Linked DNA regions of Homo sapiens: region 2 is linked to region 1. Evidence: read pairs that join two places in POLR2A ChIA-PET (ENCODE). Cell type or tissue: OCI-LY7. All regions are shown on one strand.

The links. Peaks named below come from ENCODE experiments on the same cell type or tissue, not always from the same donor. Only the 100,000 strongest peaks of a DNase experiment are listed, where the experiment ranks them.
Region 2: POLR2A ChIA-PET joins it to region 1 with 7 read pairs; 1 of 35 experiments calls an interaction of 5 or more read pairs at or near these places.

What each region holds. Positions count from the first base shown.
Region 1 is chr11:115,495,342-115,499,341 of GRCh38, forward strand. The region is part of intron 1 of CADM1 (cell adhesion molecule 1); the gene reads right to left. Among named protein-coding and RNA genes, the nearest start is that of CADM1, 7.1 kb to the right of the region's middle. In OCI-LY7, a CTCF peak has its summit at 1,689; a DNase peak (open chromatin) is centred at 2,220; H3K4me3 peaks cover 1,118 bases; H3K27ac peaks cover 721 bases.
Region 2 is chr11:115,254,252-115,258,251 of GRCh38, forward strand. The region is part of intron 1 of CADM1 (cell adhesion molecule 1); the gene reads right to left. Among named protein-coding and RNA genes, the nearest start is that of CADM1-AS1, 140 kb to the right of the region's middle. In OCI-LY7, no CTCF peak of the experiment used is centred here; DNase peaks (open chromatin) are centred at 2,270, 2,750 and 3,620; H3K4me3 peaks cover 1,869 bases; H3K27ac peaks cover 2,109 bases.

The DNA of each region.
Region 1 (4,000 bases):
GTCCCAAAATACTTCAAGATAATCAACTTTTAAAATCACTGTATTATCATGCTGCATAGCCTTTTTCTACTAGCAAGAACTGAACTCTGAAGGGAAGGGTGTCAGGCAAGCAAAAAAGGAAGGAAGAACTCTGGCAGATATTGCTCCCAGATAAAGGCTTTGAAAAGATCCTTACGATAACAAATTTAGCAGGTAGACTGAGAAAGAAAGGTTTCATTTTTTTGTTTCTTGAGCCAGTGATAATCCACCCTCTATGTTATCTACCAAAATGCAAAATGTAACTAAATTCCTAGACCTGTCCCGATGCTGGCCTGGCAGTGACTGATGGCGGTAACTTCATTTAGCCAGGCAGCTCTGCTCCCAAAGTCAAACGTGTTGAAAACACTAGCTAATAAAGGCCTGGGTTTTAAAGCACTTCCCTTCCATCTCTCTGGGTAGATTTTTTAGGATTTATTTTATTTTATTTATTATTTTCTGGTAACTAGGTAACTACACGCACCAGACACAAGCACCAAATACTCCTCTAAGGTGGTGGTATCTCTTGGATCATCTTCAGAGGAGCCAATCTCATTCACCCCAAGTCAGCAGTTCCACATGAGGCCCTCTGACTGTGACCCTTAAAAAGTCTTCCTACTTCTAAAGGACTTCACTTTTTGTCTGAAAGTCTTACTTTGACAGCTTGTAATTTGTTTAGTCAATTACACAATTTTCATGCTGTAGGAAATCCCCATATTCAAATACAAACTACCAAATGGAGACAATACATTTTCATGAATGTATTGTTTTAAATTTTCACGAAAATCATGGCCATAATATCAACACAGTTTGGCTTAGCATCAAGAAACATAATCATGTATAAACCTGTGAAGTCAAGAAAGAAACTTGTGGGTTGAGGTACCTTTTAGGTAAGTATGTGTTAGTTAAAATGAAAGATGTAAAAGGAAGGTGTTTATTCTCAATGTAGGCAAAGAGAAATCAGCCATCCTACACCTACAAACCAAGACAGTTAGTTAAGGGAAAAAAGATAAAGAGAGTATTTTATGCAAAGGTAACCAGCTGAAGGCTGATAGGCAGAACCACTTTCTTCCTCAGTTTCACTGGAGAATCATCAGTCTTCCAGTCCCATCAGGATTAAGCTGAAAAGTAATAAGAAATGAGGGCAATAGAGAGGGAGTGGGAGAGCAATTGAGGAAGAACAACCTAAAGACAAAACAGTGTGGAGTTTGAATCTGATGCAAGAAGTAAGAATTTGAGATTAGGTTTCTGAATGGGAAATGTTATGATCCTGTCCTGAAAAGAATTAGAATTGCAGTAGCTAGCAGAGGACTAGAGTAGGGGGAACTGGCTAGGAGCCTCCTGTTAGCAAAACACAGTTTGGAGAGGGCACTGATGTTTCCAGAGAATGTCACTTAGAAACAATCAGCCCCATTTTATTTCAGTGCAAGCAGGAAAGCTAAGGAGGGGAAAAAAGACTCCAAATTTAGGGGCCTTGGAGACCAGGATGTCAATGGTGTCATTGGTAATAATGGAGACTTTGAGAAAAGTTGATACCTACTGCAAAAAGATTAAAGGTTCAAATTTTTTAAACGTTAACTTTTAGGTTAATCCCAGCCAAGTGGAGATATGGCACAGACAATGGGAGTCAGGGAACTGGAGAACCCTTTGTTTTCAGGCAGATTCTTCCCACCTCCTCTAGGGACGGCATAACTCAATTCCAACTAGACACTGCAGTCCAGTGCTGGACAGCCAACGAGGAATCAGAGCACCTACCTTCCCAAGGAAGTCTGCCAAGAGCAAGATACTTATTCTAGGCATTTTTAAAAGTCTATGTCACTGGAATATCAACTTCAAACACTGAGTAGCATTTAAATATATATCACAGCACTTTCATTTCAAGCCTATTTAACATTTCTGAAATACCTAGATCAAAATGTTAGGTCAAATGCCTGTATTCCAGTAAAACATCTACTAAAAGAAAAAATTTCTCCCACCTTATCTCCCTTAAGATAATCACCTCATTCAAGACACCTGTCAGTCATAACAGGTTTTTCTCAGTGCTGGGTTTTTCTCAACCTTAACACCAAGTTTCTTTTGAGTAATAATAAAGGCCACACGTCATTTGAGCTGTGCATTTGTATAAATATCTACATCGCCCTTTTTTCTAACCCTAGTTCAAGGCCAACTGCACCAAAGCTTTTGAGAACCAGCACTTGGAAGATCTTCAAAGAGAAACTGCCCATTAACCACAACAGCAGCTGCTGGCTAGAGCCTGCAATTTAAATCTCTGAAAAAGAAACTGTGGCTTCTGAAATTTAAACAAGGAGGTGCCACTTGTAATTACAAACATTCCAGTGGGTTCCTTCCTTCATTGATGGTTTCCAAACTAAGGCTTTTTATTCGATTTTGCTGGTGCTCCCCAAATCGTGAATGTAGGCATTCCTTTGTGCTTTTCTTGTGGCCTGGTCAACTCAGAGGGGGCGGTGCAGGGGGCAGGTTTTCACCTGTCCAGGGCCATTCGGACCCCTCAAAATCATCTCATGCATAATTCCCTGTTTGTCTGGAAACAAAAAAACCAAATGTTAAATGCTTCAGATTTATAGTCCATATTTAATGAAATTTTTGAGAAAGAGCCTCAAAAAAAAAAAAAAAAACCCTCACATTTCATGAACCTTGGAAAACGGAACAATTTTCAGAAAAACCAAAGACTTTTTGAAATTAACACTGAAGCATTCCAACATTTCTAGCTGAAGTTAAAAATTCACATTTTAAATCAATGGAGCAAATATTAAGAAGTAAAGGTAGTAACCTTTTCTCTCCCCACCATCCTTCACCACCATCCCACAAAAATAAGGCCCAAATACTTACAGCCTGATGCATGAGTTTCCCACACCAAAGAAGGCATTTTGTGATCACTTCAGTTACAGAATAGCGGCTGAAATTAGCACTTAGCCAGTTCGAAATGGAAAGAGACATTTTTATTTTAAGCAATATATTCACAAAATGCAAAGGTATTTATACCATGGAGGCCTTTAAAGACAAATATACGAATGGGGTATCTCATAGTCATCAAACTAACATGAGCCTTTCCTACAGAAGTCCTCACATGGACGGTAATCATTATGGGAACAATTGGAAATGGCCAGTCTCGCCAACGGTGCTTTCCAGCGCACGCCACAGTTGAGGGACTAGCTACAATTACTGCATATTTACACAACTGTATTTGCACAACAATAAAACTCATCTTATCCGATCCAAACAAAACCTTGCTCAAAATAAACCAAACCATAGGAGAAGGTCTCCTCAGTAGAAGCAATAATCGTGCTGTAGCTTCTCTGGCCTCTGCCTTTGCTTTCACCAACTGCAACAAGCCTTCATTCTCTCTTCCTCAGTAAAGCTAAGGCAAAAATTCGGTACATCCAGGTGAGAATACTGTGCGTACGGCCAGATAATAATACTGTGATAAGGAGTGGAAAAAGAGGGGCTGTATCTTAGAAATCATTCTAAAAGTAATTATGGAAGAAATGATAGGATGTTCAGGATTTATTTAAAGTAATCTGAGGAAAGGAAGAAGCACAGAGGGGATAGAGCGACCAGGGGTGGATAATTATTGAAACTGGGTGATTTGCATGCATGGTTAAATATGGTATTCTTCCCACTTTGTATACATATTTGAAATTTTCCATAATAAAATGGGAAAAAAGAAAAATCTGATCAATGTAAAAAAAAAAGTCATCCTTCGAAAATAAAACTTTTTTTTCTTTAAAAAACAACAAAAAAAATTCTCAGCTTTTTCTTGGTTTCATGAAAAGAGGCAAGTTCCTGGTAAGAAAATCAAGCTCTGTTCTTGTTCTTAAGAACATTTCCTTTTTTCCTTAGTTATACAGAACCAGTTCTACTGCTAATATTAATCCTTGAAAAGACAAATAAAAAACTGTAGAAATCTAAATCTGAGCCTTCAGAAGCCTGGTTTTTGCATATCAGACTTATTCCAATGACACAA
Region 2 (4,000 bases), 240 kb before region 1:
AAGACTTCATGGGTGCTAGGCGCTCTCACTTTTTGAAGTAACTGGTCCATATAACATCAAGACTTATTAAGTATCATCCATATCTCACACTAAATATAATTTTGAATTAAAATTTTCAAAGGGTTTTTGCTTTCAAAATTATTTCCAATTGTATATTTTATTTTGAAGCCAATACTTTTCGATATCTCGGGGATTTTCACAAGACTCTTGGAAGGAAACAGGCCTTAGTATTGGACCTAGAGTGCTAATAGAGAAAACAGCCCTACTTTAAGAAGTTCCTAATGCGCAAGGGAGACAAACACACACACACACACACACACACACACACACACACACACACACAGAGACAACAAACGCATACTTGTAAGTCACAAGTTACTAATATGCTATGGGTACCATAGAAAAGGATGACCAGCTCAGTTGGGATAAGGGTGCAGCTTCTAGAGAGGGGGAAGAAGGAGAGGAAATCTGAAAGGAGGATCGTGGCATATTTGGAACAATATGAAAAATACAGTGTGCTCTGAATAGAGACAAGAAGGAACGTTTTCTGGAAAGGTCATTAGGTCCAGATATTGAATGACATTGCATGCCAGGCTAGGGAATTTGCACTGTATCTTGTAATCAATAGGGGGCCATTAAGTGATTTTAATCCAGGGAATGATTACACCTGTATTTTGAAAGATACCTTCTATGTAGAGAGGGATGGGAGGCTGAGGAGGAAAAGGGCTGGAGTCAGGAGGATCAGTTAAGAGACTGCCACAGAGTGCTCAGGAGCTGATAAGAGTCAGGGAAAAGAGTATAGAGAAGAGGAAGCAGAACTCAGGAGAAGGAAAAGAGAGTGAGCAGGAGTCGAGAATACTTCAGAGGTCAGGCGCACGGGCTTTGGCATCAGTGTTCCCCTTTTAAAGGAAGAAATGAGCGTTACTTGCCTCTATAAACGTCAGTTAAGGTCTAGCTGCCTTCTAAGGAAAGACCAGCAAAGAGCTAATTTCAGAAGTTAAAGGGCAAAGGACACATACATTCTGCAATATGACTCAAGAGGGTTTTCCGTAGCACCCAATTGTACCAAAAATATAATTAGGACACCTGTCCACCAGTCCCCTCAGAGCTTTGCTATGCAGTGTTGTTGACCAGCAGTCTTGACAATCCCTGGGAGATTACTAAAAATGCAGAATCTCAAACTCACACGAGACCTACTAAGTCAGAAAGTGCATTTTAACAAGAGACTCAGATAATTCCTACGCATATTAATTTGAGGAGCGCTGGCCTGGAGTATATTAATTCCAATCATTCTTTTATATCACAGTCATAAACACAAGACTAACAGCTAAACCAAAGGAGATCCTAGAAAGAGAAATATTCCTAGATAACTTGTTTTGAGGAAACTGGTGAATCTTGGTGTAATGGGATAAAGAAGATCATGAATCCTAGCCACCAAATTAGGCCAGTTTCCAGGAATAAACATGTTTAAAAACAAATTTTTAAAAATTCAAGGTTGCAGGAAGATAAATTGATGTGGCTCATGGATAAAATCAATAGGAAACTGAATGTATCATTCTTCCTTAAGTTGCAAACAACGAGCAATGCACAGATGAAAAATAACAACAACCAATGCACAAATGAAAAATCCTCTCCCAAAGCAGCTAGCTGACTGTAACCAATGCAAATAGATTATTCTGCACTTAATTGCAAAAATGACTACTTCTAGCCAGCGCTCTCACCCTTAGTGGGGTCTGTCAGTTCACAAGCGGTAGCACCCTAGCTGAATTTTTGCTTACTTGGTTTTATTGTTACTGTGTGTTTTGTGTTTGTGAGCATTAGGCCAGTGAAGACAAAAACAGCAAATAGAGAAATAAAGCAAGTGTTCCAAAATGAAAACTGAAAAGAGGCTGCAGAGGTTTGTTATAGAAGTGATGAAATTCAGCTATATGATTTGAAGGCAGGAAAAAAATAAAAGCTATCTTACCCATTACAACAGGCCTTTTCACTCTGGCTAGCAGATAAAAATTGCTGTAAAAATATAGGTAACAGCATAAACCAAAGTTTAAGAGAAATAACAAGAGTCTTAAGCTTGAGGCAGAAAGAATCAGGCTTGGAATGAGCCTCATAGAATGTCCAGGAGAAGAAAAAGTAAACACCAGTTTCATTTCACACAGCCTCTTAATGAATATCCATGGATCAGCCTGGACTGCTGGCCCTGTTCTCAGTCACTGGAGTCAGCGTGCCTTGTGCCATCCGGATATAGGCTAACAGCATCGTTAGCAGCTGCTCACAGGGGGAAGTAACACTTACCTTGAAACCAGAGAATTCACCTCAGAGTGAAAGGCTCAGTGTGGGGGAGGTTCTTTCCTATCACTCTGAAAATTTATATACCTAGGACTTCAATTTGTTTCAGTTTTCCAGTAAACTTTTTTTCTGGTTGGAGGTGGGCAGGGAGAGAGAGCCAGCAACAAAATGGCCATTGCCATGTTCTAGTTCCTATTGTTTGTGTTCCTTAACATATGGCAATTGCAATAGGTTCACACTTACTCCTTCCTCTAAAAAGTTTGTTCTTATATGAAAGCTGTTAGCTGTTCTTACCACTGGTATGTCCAGATGCCTTCATTGCAATGGGAGCAGATCTCTGAACAGTTTTCTGCTGGGTTACTAAGTGCAGTTTCAGAGAGAATAACATTCTGAATTTTGGTCTCTTAAAAAAGTCGTTAGGTTTATGGGCAGTCATGCTTGTCACATTTAGAGTGTGAATTACGTACTTCCTGGAAACCCAGTTAAGCCCTCACAATTGTGCACAGCCATAATTTCTGCAGAACAAGCACCAACAATTGAGGCACTTTATTACGACTACTTTTCATGTATAAGATGCCAAAATCAACACTTCCAACTTTATACGGTAGTTTTTCTTTTTAAAAAAGTTTTTTTTTAATAAAGAAAAAAATAATCTAATGGGCTACTTGCTGTTCTATTCACTTTTTAGATTTGCCAATTTTTGAGTGACTGCCAGCACCAGGGACTCTTTGTAGCACCTTATACTTGGGATATAATAAAATCATGAAATGATTAAAAATACTGTGAGTGTAACTGCAGAAGGAACTATATATTCTGGGCCCCAAGGAAGGCCATTTCTTTGCAGAATCAGACAGACTCCATTTATGTTATTAAATTGTAGCACTATTCACTGTCCAGACTGGAAGCTTCCTGACATGTCAAAAGCACTAAATATGTCCAAAGCACACATTAGAACCTTAACCTTTAGAATGCTGGTATTCTCTAGCACTGTAACCAGAGGAGCATAGGAGTTAGTGTATCCAGTTCTATGACATCTTTTAAATGTCAAAAATGTTTATCTGTCAGAAAATGTTTATTTTTATCACTAATTCACCAGTGAATGAAAAAAGTATGAAGAATGTAGGGCTTGTACACAGAGTAAATTATTAGTATAAATGACAGGACCAAGTAATATTAATAGTAATAAAAGCAGCAGTTAAATGCTGCTGCTTTGAACCTTAGCTCTATGCCAGGCCACCCTTTTAAGGGTGTTTGTTGGTTGTTTTGCATACATCTGCATTCTCAAACGTTGTCACATGCATCAGCATCACCTGGAGGGCCTGTCTGCTGGGCCCTTCCCAGGGTTTCAGATTCAGCAGGTGCGAGGTGGGGCCCAGGCGTTTGCATGCCTAGTAAGCTCACAGGTGATGCTGACACTGCTGATCCAGGGTCTATGCTCTGAGAATTGGCATACGTAATCTAATTGAATCCTTTACCAACCATCAAAGTATTTGCCTATTTTATAGATGAGGAAACTGAGGCTTACAGCAGGGCTCTTCCACAGACTAACCGGATAAACTTGGGAAGGTTACTTAACTTCTCAGGCCTCTGAGGGTGATCATTTCCATGAGGACTTTTCTCATGGCCAGATCGTGTCCTTTCCATGTAAACGACCCCCTGACTTTATCCGAATGTTAATCCATGTCCCTTTTTTTCTGCTGCCCATTACTAGTAC